Regions from separate parts of the Homo sapiens genome. Here all the other regions are linked to region 3. Evidence: chromatin loops called from intact Hi-C (ENCODE). Cell type or tissue: heart left ventricle. All regions are shown on one strand. Each heading gives the region's core, and the rest is flanking DNA. Links, peaks and the distances in the headings are about the cores only.

Region 1 (7,700 bases), core at 987-5,986, 260 kb after region 3:
GAGAGATTGAGGCTACGGTGAGCTGAAATCGTACCACTGCACTCCAGCCTGGGTGACAGAGTGAGACCCTGTCTTAAAAAAAAGAAAAAGAAAAGATGCTGTGGCCCTGGGCTAAGGGATGCATGTCAGGACAATGGGAGAGAGAAAAAAAAGAAAAAGAAAAGATGCTGTGGCCCTGAGCTAAGGGATGAATGTCAGGACGATGGGAGAGAGAAAAAAAAGAAAAAGAAAAGATGCTGTGGCCCTGAGCTAAGGGACGCACGTCAGGACGATGGGAGAGAGAAAAAAAAGAAAAAGAAAAGATGCTGTGGCCCTGAGCTAAGGGATGAATGTCAGGACGATGGGAGAGAGAAAAAAAAGAAAAAGAAAAGATGCTGTGGCCCTGAGCTAAGGGACGCACGTCAGGACGATGGGAGAGAGAAAAAAAAGAAAAAGAAAAGATGCTGTGGCCCTGAGCTAAGGGATGAATGTCAGGACGATGGGAGAGAGAAAAAAAAGAAAAAGAAAAGATGCTGCAGCCCTGAGCTAAGGGATGCACATCAGGACGATGGGAGAGAGGTGGTGTCAGGACGATGGGAGAGAGGGGGTGCAGGCTCAGCTTGGTGTTTATGGCAGATCTGAATGGTCCCTGAGGAAGGAACTGGGGTGCCATCGCGGATCCATTTGGCTCCTAAGCTGTGCACCTGGAGGGCCCAGTAAGGCGTAGGGAAGGCTTGTAGGTTCAGGCCAGGGGGCTGAAAGAATGTGTTTACTCAGCTGTTTATTTACCACTCTGTATGCCCATGACATTTTCACCCTGGAAGGTGGGGGACAAGGAGGTGAGGCTTCTGCAGAGGCTGAGTTCTGGCCCACTGAAGCTGTTGACATCCTCCCAAAGTTAGGAGCCTTTCCCTCCAGGAGCTATTCCCAGCAGTGAAATTCTTCCTAGGCAAACTTGGTGGACTGAAGACTTGACACTTTTTGCCACTTATTGCAGTCTTTGATTCCAGAATAGTGATTGGCAGGGGGAATGGTGCTTCCGAAACAAGCAGGGGAAGCTGCTGTTCCACAAGGGGCACCAAGTAGGTGTTTACGTCCAGGCTTATCTTGGGGGGGCGGGGGTGAGGAGGAGGAGGAGGAGGAGGCAGTTGCTGTGGCAGCCTCCTTCCCCTATGGGATGCTCAGAGGTGAATTGGAGGCTGAGGTGGGGTCCACAGATTGGGGATACAGCCCCCTCCCCACTTGGGGACATGCCAGCCAGAATCTTTGGTCTCTGCAGAGTGGGAAACAGACTGCTGCTTCTCAGCTGAAGTTGGATGCTATCTATTTGTTTTAGCTGGCTGGGTGTGGTGGCTCATGCCTGTAATCCCAGCACTTTGGGAGGCTGAGGCAGGTGGATCACTTGAGGTCAGGAGTTCAAGACCAGCCTGGCCAACATGGTTAAACCCTGGCTCTACTAAAAATACAAAAACTAACCAGGCATGGTGGTGCGTGTCTGTCGTCCCAGCTACTTGGGAGGCTACGGGACAAGAATTGCTTGAAACCCGGAGGCCGAGGTTGCAGTGAGCCAAGATCGCACCACTGTACTCCAGCCTGGGCGACAGAATGAGACCTGTCACACACACAAAACCATCATCTGAGTATTCAAGGATATAATTTACCTTCAAAAGTAAGGTGAGAGGAAAGAGCTGCAGAGGAAGAGTTGACGAATAACCAGCACATTAATATGTACGATAGCCCGTCTGTGTGTGGACATGTAGTTTTATAATTCATACTAGCAGTGTTCTTACAGAGTCTTACAAAGACTAGCCCAATTAAAGCAGAAGAATTGGCATAATCTTATGAACCTGCACGGCCAATGTAAGCTAGCAAAATAATAACTCAAGCTGGATTTTGACCAAGTCATCAAGTTCTATCCCGTTAGTCTCATGCTCAGGGTACCAGCATGTCTGCATGGTCTCTAGGCTGACTCTACAGCCATCTTAAGAGGGCTCACGCTTCATCTCCTTGGGGTTGGGGCCAACCCTGCCATCAGGAATGTTTTCTATTTTCTTTGGTACCCTCTGCTGGGCTGCTTTTTGTTTGTTTGTTTGTTTTAATTTTTAAAAAAAATAGGTGAGCCAGGCAAGGTGCAATGTGCCTATAGTCCCAGCTACTTCAGAGGATGACTTGAGCCCAGGAGTTCAAGTCCAGCCTGGGCAACATAGCCAGACCCTGTCTCTAAAAAAAAGAAAAAAAAATAGGTGAACATAATTTTTAGAGCAAGTGTTCACTTTTTTTTTTTTTTTTTTGGGGACGAAGTCTCGCTCTGTTGCCCAGTCTGGAGTGCAGTGGCGCAATCTCGGCTCACTGCAAGCTCCGCCTCCCGGGTTCACACCATTCTCCTGCCTCAGCCTCCTGAGTAGCTGGGACTACAGGCACCCGCCACAAAGCCCGGCTAATTTTTTGTATATTTTTTAGTAGAGACGGGGTTTCACCATGTTAGCCAGGATGGTCTCGATCTCCGGACCTCGTGATCCTCCCGCCTCCACCTCCCAGTGTGCTGGGATTACAGGCGTGAGCCACTGTGCCTGGCCCAAGTGTTCACTTTTTAAAAAACTCCTCAAGGAATAAGTGACTTTCCTTTCACAAAAGAGTAAAACTAATGTCCTTTCTTGCCTCTTTCACCCCAGCAGGCATGTATCCAGTAGATGTGTTGGAAGATGATCCTGACGCACAACAGGAAGCAGCTCTGGCTTACCATGCCTCACTTAGGGAAGGAGCTGGGGCCCCAGCTGAGGTTTTCTGTCTTCCCACTGGGGAGAAGGTATACGTGATCTTCCTTGGCGAAGAGCTCTGTAAAATCTAATTTACAGAGTAGAATGTTATTGAAAGAATATAATAGATTAAAAAAAAAACCATTCTGGAGTGAGTATTAGAATAAGTGCACCCTCAGAGGCAGAATGAATCCTGCATTGGGATTCTGGAGTCCAGAGTGTCCGTCCAGAGTTGCCAGGCAGTGAGCCAGAAAGCCTGTATGAATGTCTACCACTAACTTACTAGCTGTGTGACCTTGAGCAAGTGTCTTAACCTCTCTGGTCTCGGTATTGTCATCTCTAGACTGGGGACAATAACAGCACATATCTTATAGTGTTGTTATGAGAATTAAGTGAGATACTGTGTGCTATGCCCAGCTACCTCGGTTTCCCCATTTGTAAATGAGGGGATTGGTTGGTCTTCAATCTCCGAGGTTTGATTCAGTTCCAAAACTTTGTGATGTGGAATGAAGTTATATCAATTTTGATTTTTGGCACTGATGCAATTCTATGCATTTTGAGTAGGGACTGAAAAGTAACAGAGAGAAATGAAAACCATTTGTTAGGACAGTAGGATTGTGGGTGAAATATTAAAATTGTGTTACTTTTAAGATCTTTATTTCCCTCCCTGCAGTAAGTAAAAAGAATATGTAAGTTTTAGTCAATACCTATGTCAGCTACCTTTCTTTCAGATTTGAGTCTGATCTGTTGAAAGAGACAAAGTTTTCTTGTTTTATACGGATACAATTTCACTCACAGCAGGTATTGTTATCTGGTGGGCAAAGTTGGTTGAGAAAGACAGGGTTTTATTTCTCTGCACTGAAGTTGTTCCTGAGTTAATGAAAACAATGACTTGTACAGTTTATTGTGTGGCTTCCTTGAGATTTTGGAGATGCTAGCTCGCAGTCATTCCCTGAAGAATCCAGCGCTCATCTGTGATCAAAACCCTCCACGTTTTTGATCTGCAGATGGAGGTCGCTTTCCTCACACGCTTCTAGCGCCCCCTAGTGGCTATTAAGCCAAAAAGACTTTTAAAAGCTCGGTCAAGGCTAGCGGCTGTCTTAGCGAGCCAGCGTGGTGAGGGGCAGAGTTGCATGGAGTGTGGGGGTGCTAGGTCATCTCGGAAGTGGGGAGAATTACAAGAGTTAGCCCTGAAGTACTTTAGGATGGAGTTTCAATCATCTGCATGTATTTCACACATATTTATGGATTACATTACTTTCACCCCGCCCCAATATGTAGAATACTCAGTGAGTGAAGAATTTTAGTGTTATTAGTGACAGCATAAGACAGCTACTAAAATTAAGTTGTTTTAATGTGATAGGAATGCGAAATGACTTTATACCTATTTCCTTTTTCCCTTTCTAAAAAAAGGAAGTTTTGGCTGGGTGCGGCGGCTCACGCCTGTAATCCCAGCATTTTGGGAGGCAGAGGCGGGCGGATCACCTGAGGCCAGGAGTTCGAGACCAGCCTGGCCAACATGGTGAAACCCCATCTTTACTAAAAATTAAAAAAAAAAAAAATTTAGCCGGGTGTGGTGGTGGGTGCCTGTAATGCCAGCTACTTTGGAGGCTGAGGCAGGAGAATTGCTGGAACCCAGGAGGCGGAGGCTGCAGTGAGCCGAGATCACACCACTGCACTCCAGTCTGGGCAACAAGAGTGAAACTCTGTCTCAAAAAAAAAAAGAAAAAGAAAGTTTCATGAAAACAATCATTTGATTTCCTACTATTTTACTATTTTTGTAGTTAATAAGAAATGGGAGGCCGGGCGCGGTGGCTCACACCTGTAATCCCAGCACTTTAGGAGGCTGAGGCGGGTGGATCACGAGGTCAGGAGATCCAGACCATCCTGGCCAACATGGTGAAACCCCGGCTCTACTAAAAATACAAAACATTAGCTGGGTGTGGTGGCATGTGCCTGTAATCCCAGCTACTCAGGAGGCTGAGGCAGGGGAATCGCTTGAACATGGGAGGTGGAGATTGCCATGAGCTGAGATCTCGCCACTGCGCTCCAGCCTGGGCGACAGACAGAGACTCTATCTCAAAAAAAAAAAAAAAAAAAAGAAAGAAAGAAAGAAATGGGAGCCGTCTCCTGCCACTCGGGATGTTGAAATAGTCTAATTTGGAGTAATATTGGACCTCCTCATTGCTTAAAGAAGAAAAGAAGGTTTAACTTTTCTTTTTGAATGCAGAGAAGTTTTTCGAAACAAAAAGAAAGATAAGGAAGTGGTTTGAACATACATCATGTCATTTCACTTTGGTCCTCCTAAAAATATTTCCTTTTGATAATTAACTCTTTTCCAGTCTTGAAATTGTCCTATCACATTTAAGATACAATAATATTAATACTTATCAATTTTTCTAGTACATGCTCGTCGTTTAATATTTAGGAACTGTTACAAAGGATGGAGAAAATAAAATCATCCATAGTTAACTGCTGTGAGCATTTTGATGTGTTTGCTTTTGACTTTTGTATTTTTGCATTTCTTAAAACATGGGTGATGGGAGGCGGAGCCTGCAGTGAGCCAAGATAGCACCATTGCACTCCAGCCTGGGCGACAGAGTGAGACTCCCTCTCAAAAAAAAAAAAAAAAACATGGGTGAGATTACTCTCTGAATATAATGTGGTTTATAACAAGCACCTTTTCCTTTTCCTTTTCCTTTTCCTTTTTCTTTCTTTTTTTTTTTTTTGAGGCAGGGTCTCTCTCTGTTGCCCAGCCTGGAGTAAAGTGGTGTGATCACAGCCCACTGCAGCCTCTACCTCTCAGGCTCAAGCGATCCTCCCACCTCAGCCTCCCAAGTAGCTGGTACTACAGGCATGTGCCACCACGCCCAGCTAATATTTTATTATCTGTAAAGATGGGGTCTCACTATGTTGCCCAAGTTGCTTTCAAAGCCTTGGGCTCAAGTGATCACTGAGGTCTCCCAAAGTGCTGGGATTACAGGCATGAACCACTGTACTCAACTGTCTTTCTGTGTTGATCCAGTGCTTTGTAAATTTTGGGCTTAATGGCCCGTAACAGCTGGCTTGTGGATGAACCATGTTGCACACCACCTTTCGGGAGGGCCAGCTTGGGGACTCTTCATTAAAGTGACGCCAAAGACCAAGACATTTATAGGTTGCAAGATTTGTTAAGAAATCATTCTCTAAAACTGTGGAGGCCTGCTGTCAACTTATTTGAAACAAAGTTTTGCTCTTGTCACCCAGGCTGGAGTTCAGTGGCACTATCTCGGCTCACTGCAACCTCCGCCTCCCAGGTTCAAGCGATTCCTCTGCCTCAGCCTCCCGAGCAGCTGGGATTACAGGCGCTGGCCACCATGCCCGGCTAATTTTTTTTTTTTTTTTTTTTTTTGTATTTTCAGTAGAGTCGGGATTTTGCCTTGTTGGGCAGCCTGGTCTTGAACTGCTGACCTCAGGTGATCCACCCGCCTCGGCCTCCCAAAGTGTTGGGATTACAGGCGTGAGCCACTGCGCCTGGCCGCTATCAACTTTTAACAAGCAACCTGGCTGCCCAGCTCAGCCAATGTGTTCTTTTGTAATTTTCTTATACCTTTCTTGGTTTTCAAAACAGACTTGGTACCAGAGCACATTGACCTTTTTCATTTGATGACCACAAAGAGGGCTTTGGATGTGGGCACTTCAGAGAAGTCTCTGGGACAATCTCAGTATTAGAGACACTGGTTTCTGTCTCATATAACAAACAAGTGCTCAGAGTTGAGCTTCTCTGTCCCAGGGCTGACAGGGAGCCTAGACTGGGCCTGTAGGGCCCAGAGAACGTGTGCATTTCTTTTTCTTTCTTTCTTTTTTTTTTTTTTGAGACAGAGTCTCACCCTGTTGCCCAGACTTGAGGTGCAGCATCACGATCTTGGCTCACCGTAACCTCCACCTTCTGGTCTCAAGCGATTCTCCTGCCTTAGCCTCCCAAGTAGCTGGGATTACAGGCATGTGGCACAACCGCCTGGCTAATTTTTGTGTTTGTAGTAGAGATGGGGTTTCACTATGTTGACCAACCTGGTCTTGAACTCCTGACCTCAAATGATCCAACTGCCTTGACTCCTGAAGTCCTGGGATTACAGGCGTGAGCCACCGCGCGCCCAGCCTTTTTTTTTTTTTTTTTTTTTTTTTGACATAGTCTTGCTCTGTCACCCAGGCTGGAGTGCAATGGTGTGATCTCAGCTCACTGCAACCTCTGCCTCCCAGGCCCAAGCGACTCTCCTGCCTCAGCCTCCCGAGTAGCTGGGACTATGGGTGTGCCACTACGCCTGGCTAATTTTTTTTGTATTTTTAGTAGAGATGGGGTTTCACCATGTTGGTCAGGCTGGTCTTGAACTCCTGATCTCAAATGATCCTGACTGCCTTGGCCTCCCAAAGTGCTGGGATTACAGGCGTGAGCCACTCTGCCTGGCTGATCTGATGGTTTTGTAAGGGGTTTCCGCTTTTGGTTGGCTCTCATTCTCTCTTGCCTGCTGCCATATAAGACAGGCCTTTTGCCTTTTACCATGATTGTGAGGCCTCCCAAGCCATGTGGAACTGTGAGTCCATTAAACCTCTTTTTCTTTATAAATTAGTCAGTCTTGGGTATGTCTTTATCAGCAGCATGAAAACGGACTAATGCTATTGGTCCGCCCTCCTTCGATGATGTGGTATCTGGTGAAAGTTTGGGGTTATGGATCTTTTACTATATCTGCAAATGGGGGCCTCCTTCAGCTTCCAGCTTCCTTAGACATAGACCTTTGCCTGTCACCTGCATGTCTGTCTGGGACCTGTACTCAGAGGATGCCCCGCATAGTGCGTGTCACAAAGCCCAAGGTGACATCTTTGGGGCAAGCTATTCTGCACGTCCTCAAGGCCTCTGTGTTTGCTAAACGTGAAACTCAAGTGTGCTTAGCCAGCTGTGTGGGAGTTTTCAGCATGCAGGCAAAGCCT
Region 2 (7,700 bases), core at 987-5,986, 110 kb after region 3:
ATTACTGGACCAAAATTAGTTAACCCAATCAGAACTACTTGAGTGGCCAAGCCATTATCATCCTATAAAGCTGGAAAGGTTTTTGTATTTCTCAAAATCTTATGACTCTCATCACAAATGAGACCGGAAGAAATACAACGTTTAGCATGGAAGCATTTGAACTGTAGGCACTTTTGCTAACCTACACTTTTTTTTTTTTTTTTTTTTTGAGATGGAGTCTTGCTCTGTCACTCAGGCTGGAGTGCAATGGCGCCATCTTGTCTCGCTGCAACCTCTGCCTCCCAGGTTCAAGTGATTCTCCCACCTCAGCCTCCCGAGTAGCTGGGACTACAGGCGCACACCACCACACGCGGCTAATTTTTGTATTGTATTTTTCGTAGAGACGGGGTTTCGCCGTGCTCGCCAGGCTGGTCTCAAACTCCCGACCACAGGTGATCCGCCCGCCTCGGCCTCCCAAAGTGCTGGGATTACAGGCGTGAGCCATGGCACCCAGCCTTATCTACATTTTATTTCATGAAAAGAGTTGTGGGAAAATGTGAAGGCTGCCAGTCCATCATTTTCTTGGTTACTTTGGATCCTTCTCCTTTGTTGCAAGAATCATAAATATTCCCAATTCTTTTACAGGCAAAAATGAAACGTGTGCCCAAATATGTCCTTTAAAAATAAACATTAAACATTATGAGGGAAACAACTGGCATTGTGGAAAATGTCTGTGCACCCTGGCTAAGCAACTCACTATTGCTTGGATTATATTAATATACACACCATAAAGCTAAGGAAGAACTTAAATTTGAGCCTCTGCATTTCTGTGCTGAGTAAGCTGTAGTTCTTTCGACTTATCGCCTTCATACTTGCCTGTCCAAACAAAAAGATCTCAAGAATTCCACTGAAATAGTCCAAACAAGAGCCTAAACTTACAAAGCTGTTTTTCAGAGCTCAATAGTACAACAACAGGAAGTAGAACTTCTGGGATGGGGATTTTGCTATTTATTTTTTCTTTCAATGGCCACTTTTAAGCAAAAGAGAAAAAAGTCTACAGGCATTACAAATCCTGGAAGCTATGAATCAGGAAGTGGGAAATGGCTGATCCTGAAATGGCCAGCCTGAAAATCCTGGCTCTTTTATGTAGTCAAGTCTCTGAAGCCAGGAATTTCAGAAATCTTAGGCATTTTGCATTATTTTCTGAATCTTAAAAGAGCTGAGACTTGAGAGAAAAGAGAAGGGCCAGGATAAATGAACCAATAAGGAAGCCCCCAGTCTCCAGCTCCATGCCCCTACCACCACACAAATCTTGCCCCTATAATTACAAGCTCAGTTGGGACATGCTCCTTACAAATGACGTTTGTTTACAATGCTGCTAAGGAGAGGGGGTGATAGCCCATGGTTTCTGCAGACAGAGCCTGCCCCAGGCTTCAGCTTTCTCATTCTTTCCCAATGTTGAATCTGGAATGGACTCGGGACCCTAAATATTTCACAACTCCAAACACCCTGCAGTTGATTAAAAACAATGGTCACTTTTGTTTTCAGGAAAGACTATACCTGATTTTTGCTAAGTCTAAGTAAAATGCAAAGACCCATGCAATGAACCTGCATGAATGCTTTCAGACATGCAGATTTGGAGGGGGACACTGCTCTCTTTTGAGCAAATGGAGATCCAGTAACAGAGCGGGGCTCACTCTGCAATGGCTGCATTTGCATCAACGTGAGACACCAAACAAATGCCCGCACACAGGAGTCTACTATGTGGATCGAGGGAAAAGAGGGCACCTTTATCCTTCCAAATATGACAACTCAATAGAAAACTTCTCATTCCAAAGTCCTAAGGGTCCCTACAACAGGAAGCTACTGGAGCTTGTGAAATATTTCCAGTTATTTTCTACAGAAATTAAACATATCAATTCTACCGGCAGGTCATGTGAGATGACAGGTTTAAAAATGTATGTTGATTGGGGGAGAAAAGCAAAGAAAAAAAATAGAAGAAAATAAAGTCATTTCCTGTGTCAGTTGTAATTTGGGAGGCTTTTTTCCAGTGCCCTTCTAAGTAAATCTGCCATAATCAAATGTAGTCAAATATAACTGCAATGTGCAAAAGCACAGTGATGACCTGAGAGGAAGGTGCCACTAAGAACCCCTGGGACCAGTCTTCTATCTCTTCCATCAGACATCCACTACTACCTCCCCAAAAAGGCTCAGGGTTATTTCATAAACACCAGTAGCCTCCCATGTATTTAACTTAGCACAAATAAGAGAACCAATATGTAAGGGATTTTTTTTGCTCTTAAGAACCAACCATTCCTCTTACCCCAGCCTTTACAGACCTGGAAAACCATCCCTGATTTGCCCCCAGCCTCATCCCCCACTACAACTTAAACAAACCTTCCTCTCCAGCCTTGCTTCCAGCCCCAAAATACATTTTTAAAGTTCTGATGCCAAGACCACCCCATCAAGTCTAGTATAATCCTTCTGATCATCTAAGTACCCTCCTCCAGGAGACCTCCAAGATCCCTCTGGGCAAAATGATCTCTTCCTCCAATTCCAGGGCTCTTTCCCAGTGTGCTCACTCCATCCTCACTCATAAAAGCATCTGGTTCCATTCCACAGCTGGGCACACCTTATCTTCTCAAGAGACAATGTAAGCTCTTTTTAAAACAGGGGCTGCATTTTACACACCTCACATACCTCCTGCAGGTCCCCGAACATCCAAACACTCCAAATTTGTCTCTGTCTCCAAATCCTACAAAACCAAATTCTCTCTACCCAGCTCAGCTCAGCATCCCTGGGGCCCCGATCTACCTCATCTGCCTCCTCTGCTCTAGAGTAAAAGCAACACCAGTCACCCCCACTCTGCCGCCCACTGTAGCCGAATCCAAGTGGCACTCTCAGCCCATGCTCTTATCAGTGCACTGGGGGCAGGCCTACCATCTACCAAGCACCAGAAATGCCCCTCCGAGCTTTGTGCAGCCCCCTTGCCAGGCAGACAGCCTCCAGGGCCAGGTTCGGCACGGGAAGCTAGAACACGGGGCTGACTGCACAGCCTGGGGCAGACACACCTCAGCTTCCACACCCACCTGACAAGGCTGCCCAGAGGATGGAGGGAAGTCAGTGTTTCACCCACTGCCCTAATGGGAAGACAGTGTTTCTCACCCACTGCTCAAGCCTGGAAGCAAAAGGTCCCAATGTTCCTACTCGATGACCCGCCCTGTCATGCCCTGTCCAGATATCTAACCCTCACCTTTCTCTGTCCATCAAGCAGTAAGAATTCATAGCAGCCAGCACATATGACCCTGAGGGCAACGTTCTAACAAAGCCAAAGAAAAGGTGGCACACTGGCCTTCAATTCAAAGCCCAGGGTGGCAAGAAAAGGGTCACTAGTTCCCTGAAAATAACTGGCATGCAAAATTCAAACAGGTAATTGGGGTGGAGTTCATGGAAAAGGGAAGAGAAAACCTCACATGGGTTTGTATACCCTTCATTTAAGCACACTGTCTTCAGGCAGCAGAGGTTTCAAGGTGCATGCTAAACACCCTTGCGCAGGTTTCAGAGAGCAGATAAAAGGGGCTAACCAGGCTCTCAGGAAGCCCAATCCGCACACGCACGGAGCCGAGCCAGTGGAAACCATAAGCCTGTCTCATCTGTCTCTAAACTGCTCACAGGATGAACAGGAAGGCTTGATCGATACTGATTTTACAGTCATAGGAGTGACTCATCACGAAATTCTACCCAGCTTAAAGCTCAGCTGTGAACAGAAACAAAACAACATAATGGCAGGGTCAGATTTAAAATAGTAAGTATGACTGGTAAACAGTTAATGCTCATAAACAATTAACAATCACCTTCCCAGCCTCCTGGATTTGCTGGGAGAGGAAAAAGTACTACTGAGGGCTCTGAAGCGGGCTGCAGCAGTAAGTCTGTCTTCTGTGGCAGCCCCTTCCAACTCACTGATGCTGGTGTCAGCTTTACAAAACAGACCCTGGAGGGTCACGAGGAGCTGCTTTTAATAGAATTCCACACATCTGATGGGTACGTGCTCACTGAGGAGGGGAGAGAGGAGGAATGTACTTACATGGAACAGAGTTTTCAGAGAGTGAAATTTAAGCTCTCCTGGAGTATAACTTCCTCTATGTAGCTCCTGCAGAGTTTAAAATAAGCAACTTATCTGTCCTAAAATGAGAGAAATGGGGTCATATAAAATTTCTCAATAATTGAGTTCCTCTCAAACTGCATTCACTTTAAGGAAAGCACTGGGGTGCTCAGAAGGTGCACTACACATTTCAGGCATTTGGTTACAGAGGCGAATGTGCTCAGCGCCATCCTGAAGACATGTACTTTCAAGTACTGGATTCCATGTAAATTTTAATGATCTGTAACCAACTCTCAGACCTGGCCAAGAACTTCCATAGAGAATCCTGGTCTGGAGATCCCTTCACTATGGCACACTGCTCCACTGTTCTGAACTGCATGACTGTGTCCCCTCCAATTCATATACTGAAGCCCCAACCCCCAGATACCTTCAGTGGTATCTGAAGGTGGGGCCTTAGGGAGGTAATCAGGTTTAGATGAGGTCCTGAGGGTAGAGCCCCCATAATGGCAACAATGCCCTTACATAAAGAGGAAGAGACCAGAGCCCCTTGCTCTCTCCACCCTGTGAGGACACATGACATTTGTCATCTGCAAGCCAAGAAATGGACCCTTAACAGAAACCAAATTTGGTCGGCACCTTGATCTCAGACTTCCAGCCTCCAGAACTGTGAGAAACATAAGTCTGTGGTTTTAGCCCTCAGTCTATAGTAACCTGTCACAGCAGTCTGAGCTAAGACATCCATACAGCCCCGTAAGAGAACCAACCCAGGGACGAGCAACACCTCTCATCATCTGACACCACCTCCTGCCTGACGACCAGGCAAAACAAGCACATACACAAACAAGCAAAAGGGGAGGATGAGAGTGGTCATTCGGGTTTGCTTTGGAGGTCCAGAGAAAATGCAAGTCCAACTTCCAGGCACAGACCAGTTGCCCGCAGCAGGCTTCCTCCCATTGGTCTCAGACCAAGGTGAGCCACTCCCCCGGGCGGGACAGAGAAAGCTCCTCTGGAAGCCAGACAAGCTCGGCCACCTCGAAGTCTTCTTTGGAATCCAGCAGGTCCAGGCCTGAGCCCTGGCGCCTGGTTAAACCAAAGGATGACAACCAAGCAGAAAAAAATAGCCCCAGAGAGTATCTGCTGGAGAGGCAGACAGGCGGACCTGGCCTTCGACACACAGCATGCGTGCCATGGTCTCTAGCAGCGCGTCCCTCCAAGCTTCCTGGCCTGTAAGGCGAAGCCTCTAGCCCTTTTCTACTTTTAGGATGCTCAGATTCTTGCCTGCAGAGGTCAATCCCTTTCTTTCAAGGGCTCCCCCCTCTGTAATGAGGCAGTCCATTTACAATAAAAAAAAAATTGAGCTGTCAAAACAAATGAAAAACTTCCAGTATAATCATAATCAGTGAGGGAATCAAACATCTAAACAAATCTCTCTTCTGGAAAAATAAGAAAATGAAAAAGCAATTACACGTCACATGGCTGATTAGCAATAAATTTCATTTGTGACTACGGTGGCATGAGTTTGACTCCTGACTTGCTTTCCTTGAAAGAAAAAAATTATCTGCAATACTGTCTCTTGATATAGAAAACAGACCCATTCCATCTGACTCAGCTCAAACCTGCGTTTTTTTTCAAGGCCTCTCCTGACCTCACAGTTCCCCCGCAGTGATCCCGTGGTACCTAGGACCGCCATGGACAAGGACTGGTCTCCTTGAATTTGTCTCCCCAACTATTCCACACATATACTCGCATAAACAATTGAGAAATAAGCTTTTTAAAATTGTGGTAAAATATACACAACAAAGAATTTAACATTTTAACCCTTGTTAAGTGTATAGTTCACTGACACTGATTCACAATGTTGCTCAACCACCGTAACCATCCACCTCTAGAACTTTTACATGTTCCCAAACTGAAACTCTGTACCCATTAAACACCAATTCCTCATTGCTCCCTCCCCCCAGCCTCTATTCACCGCCCCTCACCATTCTACTTTCCGTCTCTATGAATGTGACTACTCTACATAGCTCACGTAAGGGTAACAATTATGCACTGTTTGTCCTTTCATGACTGGCTTCTTTCACTTCGCAGAGTGTCTTCAAGGTTCACAGACATTGTAGCACATCATAGAATTTCCTTCCTTTTTAAGGCTCAATGATATTCCATTGTATGGATAGACCACATTTTGTTTATCCACCCGTCTATGGATGGACCCTTGAGTTGCTTTCACTTTTTGGCTATTTTGAATTATTTGCTGCCATGAACATGGGTGTACAAATATCTGTTCGAGCCCCTGCTTTCACTTCTTTTTGGGCATATACCCCAAAGTGGAATTGCTGGATCATATGGCAATTCTATGATGAATTTATTGAGGAAGCACCATATCATCTTCCTGTTAAAAAAAAAAAAGGCTGTGCCATTTTAACAGTCTCACCAGTAAGGCACAAGGGTTCCAACATCTCCACATCCTGGCCTATGCTTGCTATCATCTGGTGTTTTTGGTAATAGCCATACTAATGAGTATGAAGTACCAATTGTGGGTCTGACTTACATTTCACCAATGACTAGTGACTTTCAACATCTTTTCATGTGCCTATTTGCCTCAAGTAGTAAGTTTTAAATCAAAAGAATTAACCCCTCCTCCTAAGAGACCTCTCATCACAGAAAGCAAACAGTAGTATCCTTACCTACTAGCATTGTTAAATTGGTTAGTCTGGGCTCAAAACACTTTTGTTTTCCTTGCAAATACCACCATAGGCAATATTCGCTTAGCAAGACCATTCAAGTCCATCTACCAAGTTGCCTAAACAGGACTAACCTTGAATTCTGGTCTCAGGAAGACCTTGTGCGATCCAGGGAGCAGAGCAAGAGAGCAGCTCCTTCTCGCACCATCCTGCATCAGGCAACACACTGCAGCTGGCTTCCCACCTGACTGAAGCCTTCTCCTGTTCTGGCAGCCATGGGCCGCTCCAGCTGGGGATGCTCATCCTTGCAAGCAGCCATCCACGCACAAAGGGCACAGGTTCTCAGGGTTCTCCACATTCAATTTAAAATACCCTAATTTGTGTTGCAGATACTTAATCTAAGTGTTTTTCAGATCCTGTGCCCTAAATTTTGGCTGGAAACATAGTCCCACTCACATCCCTCATGCTCGTGACCAGGCTCTTCCCCAGGCCACATGACCCCCAATTACCTCCCCCTCCTTGAAGAAGGAAGAGACTGAAGGGCGAAGGGACATCCACAGTTCACATTGATAACGCAAATGATCCATCACCATGGCCTCAAAAGGGCCTTGGAATCCAAATGACCCACTTACTGGAGGAGGATGCTTCAAACGGAGGCAGATGCAGAGTCAGGAGGGAGACAGGGACAGAAAAGGAGGAAGCTGTGCTGCTATCCCCAGTGGAGCGCTTGTCAAACTCTCTTTACAAGAAATGAAGCTGGGTTCCTGCCGGGCGCGGTGGCTCACGCCTTTAATCCCAGCACTTTGGGAGGCCGAGGTGGGCGGATCACAAGGTCAGGAGATCAAGACCATCCTGGCTAACACGGTGAAACCCCATCTCTACTAAAAATACAAAAATTAGTGTGGCAGCGGACGCCTGTAGTCCCAGCTGCTGGGGAG
Region 3 (7,657 bases), core at 1-5,000:
CCGCAAGCACTGACAATAATTATAAGCAAGGTAAATTATTAAGCTGAAAAAAGATACAGAACAATGCAAAAAGATAACCCCATTTAAGTATTTAAAATTATACAGTAGAACATATGCATATATAATATAAATAAATGAGAGAGTATTTTCAAAATTAGTTGTAATGAAGACTTCATGGGGAAGGGGATGGTGACATTTAAAATGTATTTTCATTGTAAAAAAAACATAAAAATCAGAATTTACAAATTTAGATTTCTATCAATCATGATTAAAATAAGATGTTTTCCACTTAATTCAACATGGTAAACAAAGCTGCTTCCTTTCATCCCAAAATGGACATATTCAGGTTTTTATCCAAATGTGTTACTGAGTTTTGTTTCTTCTTTAAAAGTGTCTAGATTAGGGACTCACAAATTCAATTCTTTCAAGGAATACTACATATTAACAGGAAAGTTATTTGCTCAAATAGGTTTGAGAAATGCTATTTAAAACATAAACAGGAGACCAAGGCAGGAGGATCACCGGAGTCAGGAGTTCACAAGCAGACAGGGCAACACAGCAAGACCCCATCTCAAAAAAAATCAATAGGAGGGAAATAAGTAATCAGCCTTTTGCTGGGCTATGAAAACATTTTAGGCCAGTGCATGAAAAGATGCTCAGAGGATTTCAGAGTTCAAGAAATGTTGGACTACATTAACATTTAATGTAGTCTTGAACCTTAAGACTCTTAAACCTGGAATATCACAATGCTGTCCAAATTATCCATCAAGTCTACAAAGACAGGAAATAGACTCAATATAGCCCCAGTACCCCGGCACAGTAATAGCACATGGTACATAAGGAGCATGTGACATGCATATGCAAATAAGAGGTACAAAATATGCAAGGTAGATAAAGTTCTAAGTAGTTTACATATTTGCCCTATCTTGTTTATACTATTTACCAAAAAAGGCTAAATGTTATTAACTCATTATTTCTATTCAAAAAGCATTTGATAAATAGCAGAAATTCAGTCAAGTACTTACTACTTTACAAAAAGCTCAGGTAAATAAATATAAATGGAAAACTGAGAAACTAGGTTCCACTATAAGCAGAGTCTTCACCAGCTATGGGTAGCTCTAATGGAACAGTAAAATCTTCTAATGGATTTAAATACGATCTGATGTGCGACATTAGTAATTTAATTTGGAGGGACATTTATTTCTAGCAAAAGTGATCAGGCAAGTCCCTTCTACACCCTAAAACCCATTTCTTTTTTGCCCCCAATTTTAAACCTGCCTCACTATTAAAGCTTCAAGACAAACTCTACAATCATTTTATCAAGCTCCAAACAAGCTGCAGAAGTACTAAAATTGTTTTTAAATTATAAATCAATTTGGGAAGAAGTGACATTGATAATATTCCAGTTTCTCACCTAGAGAAAATGGCATTTCGCTTCATTTAAATCTCTTTTTCTTTATTTTGAAACAGGGTCTCGCTCTGTCATCCAGGCTGGAGTACAGCGGCACAAATGTGGCTCACTGTAGTCTTGACCTCCTGGGCTCAAGTAGTCCTCCCACCTCAGCCTCCTGAGAAGTGGACATGACAATTGTATGCCACGACTCCCGGCTAAATTTTGTTTTGTTTTGTTTTTTAAGAGACAAAGCTTGCCATGTTGCCCAGGCTGGTAAATCTTCTTTTCTACATTGTTCAGTAAGATTGTGTAGATTTTCTGTAAATACATCCTACAAGTTTCCTATTAGAATTACTTCTTGTTATCTGGATTGTTTAATTAAAAAGAAATGCAGTTTTATTACTTCCAAAAACATTAAGCAATTCACTTATCTATCTAAACCGTAAGGAGATCCTTAAGGAGATAGACTGCCTAAAGTGAATAGTGAGGCATGATTTATAATTAGTATGTTAATTTCATCTGTAAATAGGAAACTATAAAACTTTTCAAGGTAGTTTAAAAAATTCCATCAAGTAGATAACATATTCACCTTACAATTTTATTTACTCTCTCTCTCTTTTTTTTTTTTTTTTTTTTTTTTTTGAGACAGAGTTTCATTCTTTTTGCCCAAGCTGGAGTGCAATGATGCAATCTTGGCTCTCCACAACCTCCACCTCCCGGGTTCAAGCGATTCTCCTGCCTCAGCCTCCTGAGTAGCTGGGATTACAGGCATGCGCCACCACTGTGGCTAATTTTGTATTTTTAGTAGAGATGAGGTTTCTCCATGTTTGTCAGGCTGGTCTTGAACTCTCAACCTCAGGTGATCCACCCGCCTCAGCCTCCCAAAGTACTGGGATTACAGATGTGAGCCACCACACCCGGCCTACTCTGTTAATTTAAACAACTATTAAATGAGACAATACACTGCAAAGCACTTAGAAAAGTGCCTGACACAGGAATAAGTTTTCTTTTTTCTTTTTTTATTTTATTTATTTTTTTATTATACTTTAAGTTTTCAATAAATGCGAATGTTTGTTATTACATAAATTTAAAAAAAAAAAATAGCCACCTGGCTCCATTCTTGGCCACAAACTCTGAAGAGGTGGAGTTAAAGTGTGTGAGGTATGTCGGATAACCTCCCATGCAAGTCACTACCACAGCTGACATCCCGGAGCCAGAGAACTTGATGAATGTCTTCAATGGTCACAGCTGAAAAGGGAACTAACTCCAGGTCCCCAGGCTGACTTGCCCTCCGAGCCTGGAGGGCAAACTCTGCTAATTAACTCTCTTTGCTTGGGTTCGCCTCTGTCATCTTCACCCCTGTGCCAACAGGCTATCTCCACAGATAGCCTGCTCTCGTGTGCCCTCTACTGGAGGGCTGTGGTTCCAGAGTTGCTCCAGCCTCGGACTCGGCTCCCCGCAGACGGAATGTCCTCCTCCAGGGAGAGGCTCGAGTCAAGTGCTAATGTGTTGTCAACCTCTGACTCCAGAGAAGCGGATTATATGATTTAATGATAGTTCCGCATCAGAAAAGATTTTGAAACGTGTAGCTCAAAACAGTAAAATTTCACAGTGATTATCTGAAACTGAAGTAGTCCAAACCGCTGACGGTGTAACCTGAGCAACTTGTTTTAACTCCTCTGAGGCTGTTTCCTCATCTGTACGGTGGGAATAGCAGTACTTACCTAACCAGGCTGAGGATTAAATGAATTAGTATCTGTAAAGTGCTTAGAATGGTACATAGCACAGAGCAGTGTTCTTAAATATTTCTTGAAAAAATTAATAAAGGAGAAGCCTACCTTAAACCTTCAGAGAAAATCTGAAGTCGAAATTTTTAAAAGCTAAATTTTAGAATCAATTGCATTTTAAAGTCATCATGAAACATGAGGTTGCTGCTACACAGTCACTTGTGCTGGATTATATAACAGGTGAAAACTTATTCTCTTGGGAATTTCCAGAACTCTGTGGCACAGCCAAAATACACCGACCTTGAATACATTGTTCTGGAACAAAGTGGATGTACTGAACACTGAATTGATGTTACTACTTCGTACCAAGCACACAGCACTGAATGCTCTCACGCTCAATTATCTGACAGTGATGCTAGTAAGAATAAAACATAATTTTTAATCTTATTTAAAATGTATTATGCACTCCCAGAGTACTTACAAGAAACTACTCTTCTGCTTTTCATGGATATCTATTCATAAGAAGAAAGACAGCTGGTTTTGGGGCTGGTGGTGGGTTTTTCCATTGTTTTCAAAAGACAGAGAGCTATGCATATGCTGACTTCCAAAGAGGCTATCATCAGTCACCGGAAATCCACAGAAAAGGTCACTGCCAGAGATCTGCCATGTGTGATCCACCCACTCTCACTTCAAGGCCACTAGCACCACTACCAGGCTGACACAAGGCCCCTGGGAAGGTGGCCCAGTGCAGGACAGACACAAAAGGGACCACAGTCAAGGAGCAGCCTTACTTTCTCACCTCACCCAAGATAGAGAGCTATGGGCCAAGGGAGGGGAAATCAGGATATGGCCACCCAGGCCAGGGCTGCCCCCACTCCTCAACCCTGCTCCCCTGGAGAAAGACCGTACTCTTATCAAGGGCCCTGTGGGTGACAAAGAGCTAGAGAGCCACTGTGACCACTGGGTTTCTGCACCATTTGGCTAATGAAAACCATGACCCTCTCTGGGTCTCAGTCTTCTCATCTGTGAAGTGGAAGGATAGGCAAAATGACATGAATAACAGAATGAGTGACTATAACCCAAGCCCACAGCTTAGTGTCAAGGATTGTGAGAACGAAGCAAAAGGCATCAAGCACTCTGAATTGTTCAAATAATGAAGATGATGCCCACAAAGACAGATAGAACATGCCTCAAAGCTTCTCAGTTTTCCTACGACTAAGATAACCAGTCACCATGTGGCATGACTCCGAGGACCACGTACAGGCTTTGCATCTTCTGTGAAGGCTTCAGTTGCCCTTGGGGATACATCGCCGTTCTGTCCACCAACACTCTCTCATGTTCTCAGGACATAATTACCTATTTCTGTTCTATCCTCACCCCCTAAAAGATTAGTCTAGAACCTGTTCTTATTAAGCTCTGCATTGTCATTGCTGAACACTCTGTCATGCAGTAGGTGCTCAATAAATATCTAACCCCCGTACACACATCAAAAACAAAAGAGCATCTATGGGTCTTTATACTGTAAGGTTTTACTTTCTTCTCCCCTACTTCCCTACTATTGGTCCCTCCATCTAGACCTTACGATCTGCAGTGGTCTACATTTGGGACCCTTACAGTAAACGTGTGCCACTTCTCTGAAAAGTCATGCAGCTGCTCCCAGCTCCGTCTCTGCATGACCAGGCAAGTGAGTGCAGACCTCATCTTACATCTGTGTGGTTCTCTTTTCTGCAGGCTGAAATGCTGCTCTCCCCATCAACTGTGAGGATGCACTTGCTGCCCTCTTGCCCACCAAGGTATGGGGCCTGGAGAGCTACGTTTGTGTCTGCTCTGACTTTGGACAGCCCCCACAGGGGTCATTCCCCGGCAGCTCATTCCATCACTGAGATGTGCTGAGATCCCAGAGCCGCCTGCACCCTTGAGGTTCCTCTTCGGTCATCATTCCTTGCTTGGACTTCTTTAGACGTCTAGAGACTTCCGAGGTCGGTGAGCAGACTGTGTCCTTAACCAGCATTTTGTTTCTCAGGGCCTCCCCGGGCCCCTCACCACCTCCCTCTCAGACTCCCAAACCCTGGAACTGAATTCAAGGCAACCTTCTTCCCTCTTTGAAAGGTTTAACAAACAGCGTCTCAACTTTAACCTTGGCAAGTACATTAACCAAGTTCCAGGTCACATGAATTAACGGATGGCCCACTTAAAACAAACCACACTGAGTAGCTACGAGGAATGTCTCCACTGCGGCAAGTGCAAAATCCAAGTGAAGGCCCTGATCAGCAAATTGAGCGTGCTTCAGGACACCCGCCCCTCCTGCCTGGCCCCCTGCCGCTGCAGCAACACATGTGAACTGACACGGTATCTGAGCACACCCCGGGAAACAGACCGCAGCCCTCCCTGGCGCCCAGTGATTACAGGCCAAGGCTGAAAGCAGCAACAAGAACCAAGAAACAAAGCCTTCTGTGAAACCAGAAACCACACAAGGTCACAAAAACAGCAAGAACTTGTAAATCCTGAAAACCCTTCAGTGAGGAATTTTCCTAAGCACCTGTGTCCAGCTCTGAAACAACAGTGGCTTGACACATACCTGAGACGATGAGAGCACAAATCCAGCCGCCCCTCCGGAAAGACCATTCAAGGTCACGGGCGTTTTAAGATGTGGTTCTCTTTTGGGCTTATCTGTGGAAAAACATCCAAGGCACAGACCAAACAGCTGCTTTGAAAACACACTCAAGACAGACCACATCCTTGCACACCGCTGTGGCCTCAGGTGAGAGGAGGTGGAGGTGAGGGCCGCCCAGCACCAATGTCTGGTAATGGCAGGTAGGGGAACTTCACATGCACCTATGTTATTTCAGAGCCTGGGCTCAACAGGGAGGTAGGGGGAAGGAGGGAAGAGGCTCTTAAAAATAATGCTGACAAAATCAAGTACCAAGAACACAAGTGTCCTGATAACTAGTAAGTTTCTTTTTTAAAGAAATAAAATCTGGCTGGGCGCAGTGGCTCACACCTGTAATCCCAGCACTTTGGGAGGCCAAGGCGCGTGGATCATCTGAGGTCAGGAGTTCAAGACCAGTCTGGCCAACATGGCAAAACCCCATCTCCACTACCAATACAAAAAATTAGCCCGGCATGGTGGCACATGCCCATAGACCCTGTTACTCAGAAGGCCGAGGCAGGAGAATTGCTGGAACCCGGGAGGCGGAGGTTGCAGTGACCTGAGATCACACCACTGCACTCCAGCCTGGGCGACAGAGTAAGACTCCATCTCAAAAAAAAAATAAAAAAATAAATAATAAAAAATAATTAAATTAAAATAAATAAATAAAAATTTCTCTTGCCCCTTCCACCCTCCCTTCGGGAGTTTAAGGAAAATCACCACAAAAGAGAAAACCAAAGTCAGTCAAAAGCTGCTTAAAGGATGTGCAATTACATGTGATTGAGAAAGTCTGTATGATTAAAGCCAGAAAGAAGGCTGCGTACTTGGCAAATACTAGGCACTGTATTTAGGCAAATATTCTTTCAACTATCAGTCTCTTCCTCCCACAACACACCTCCCTAATTTGCAAAGATTTGTTTAATAGACCAGTGGTTCTCAAAGTGTGGTCCCAGACCCCAAAAAGGATCACATGGGAACTTGACAGAAATGCAAATTCTCATCATCCAACCAGCCCGAGACCTGCTGAATCGGAAACCCTGGGGTGGGGCCCAGCCCTGTGAGCTTTAACAAGCAACCCAGGGGATTCTGACCTGGGAGACCCACTGTACTCTGCCTGGATCCTTCAGTGCGGACCAGGGACCCAGCACCAGCAGGGGCCACAGGCACAGAAGCCAGGTGTTGCTCTGATCCTTATAGCTGCAGAGGTGGCCAAAGACCCCTCCCCAGCTGCTTCCCCGACAAGTGGGGGCTTGGGACACATCCCAGGTGGCATAGCTGTGGTGGTGGCAGTGGTAGGAGGCCCAGGTTGAGACATGAGGGGAAGAACAGTGTCTAGGGCAACGGTCCCTGAACTTGTTTGCACAAGGTACTCACCCAGAAGCCTCGAAAACACGGATGCCCAGTCCCACCCCTGGAAATGGTGATTCAGTTGGTCTAGAGGTGGGGGTGGCAGCCTGGCTTTGGAATCGTCAAAGCTCCCCAGGTGATAATAATGTGCAAACAAGTTTAGATCTGCCTACAGTCTTGTGACTGTTAAAACAGAGATGGGGCAGGACACAAAAGGCACCTTCCATGTGGAGGTGGGGGGAACGAGGCAATGGTCCCGCTTGCTACAGCAGGGAGGACTTGGCCTGACCCAGCTGGGGGTCATCCATTTCTGAGTGCTCCAGGGGCCTGGAACCAGCAATGGCTTGATACACATGGACTCAGGTATTATAACCTATTTTCCCTCTAAGGACTCTGGGACTAAGGCAGGTTATTATTAACCTCCAAGTCAGACAACCTCCAGTGGAGCCAGGACTCAAACCTGGGACTGCCCAGCTGGAGAAGGAGTCTGGTTCCAGGTTCCTGAGCTACGTAACTAGTAAGTGAGACCCTACCTCCAGT

Evidence for each region. Peaks named below come from ENCODE experiments on the same cell type or tissue, not always from the same donor. Only the 100,000 strongest peaks of a DNase experiment are listed, where the experiment ranks them.
Region 1: it touches region 3 in a loop (2.8-fold over the local background); 28 of 110 quality-filtered maps call a loop at or near these places.
Region 2: a loop joins it to region 3, with 2.9 times the contacts of the local background. A loop is called at or near these places in 19 of 110 quality-filtered maps.

The regions. Positions count from the first base shown.
Region 1 is chr15:98,515,341-98,523,040 of GRCh38, reverse strand. No RefSeq gene overlaps it. Among named protein-coding and RNA genes, the nearest start is that of LINC02351, 98 kb to the right of the region's middle. In heart left ventricle, for the core only: a CTCF peak has its summit at 3,759 (motif pointing left); no DNase peak of the experiment used is centred there.
Region 2 is chr15:98,665,078-98,672,777 of GRCh38, reverse strand. The region is part of intron 1 of IGF1R (insulin like growth factor 1 receptor); the gene reads right to left. Among named protein-coding and RNA genes, the nearest start is that of IRAIN, 18 kb to the right of the region's middle. RefSeq lists enhancers at 1,317-2,042, 2,771-3,496, 3,147-4,346. In heart left ventricle, for the core only: no CTCF peak of the experiment used is centred there; a DNase peak (open chromatin) is centred at 2,990; H3K4me3 peaks cover 172 bases; H3K27ac peaks cover 4,117 bases.
Region 3 is chr15:98,774,928-98,782,584 of GRCh38, reverse strand. The region is part of intron 2 of IGF1R (insulin like growth factor 1 receptor); the gene reads right to left. LOC124903560 (a long non-coding RNA gene) reads left to right here. Exons shown (of 2, transcript XR_007064772.1): 1 at 1-7,634. Among named protein-coding and RNA genes, the nearest start is that of MIR4714, 5.7 kb to the left of the region's middle. RefSeq lists enhancers at 4,475-5,381, 5,382-6,289. In heart left ventricle, for the core only: a CTCF peak has its summit at 2,797 (motif pointing left); a DNase peak (open chromatin) is centred at 2,824; H3K27ac peaks cover 1,834 bases.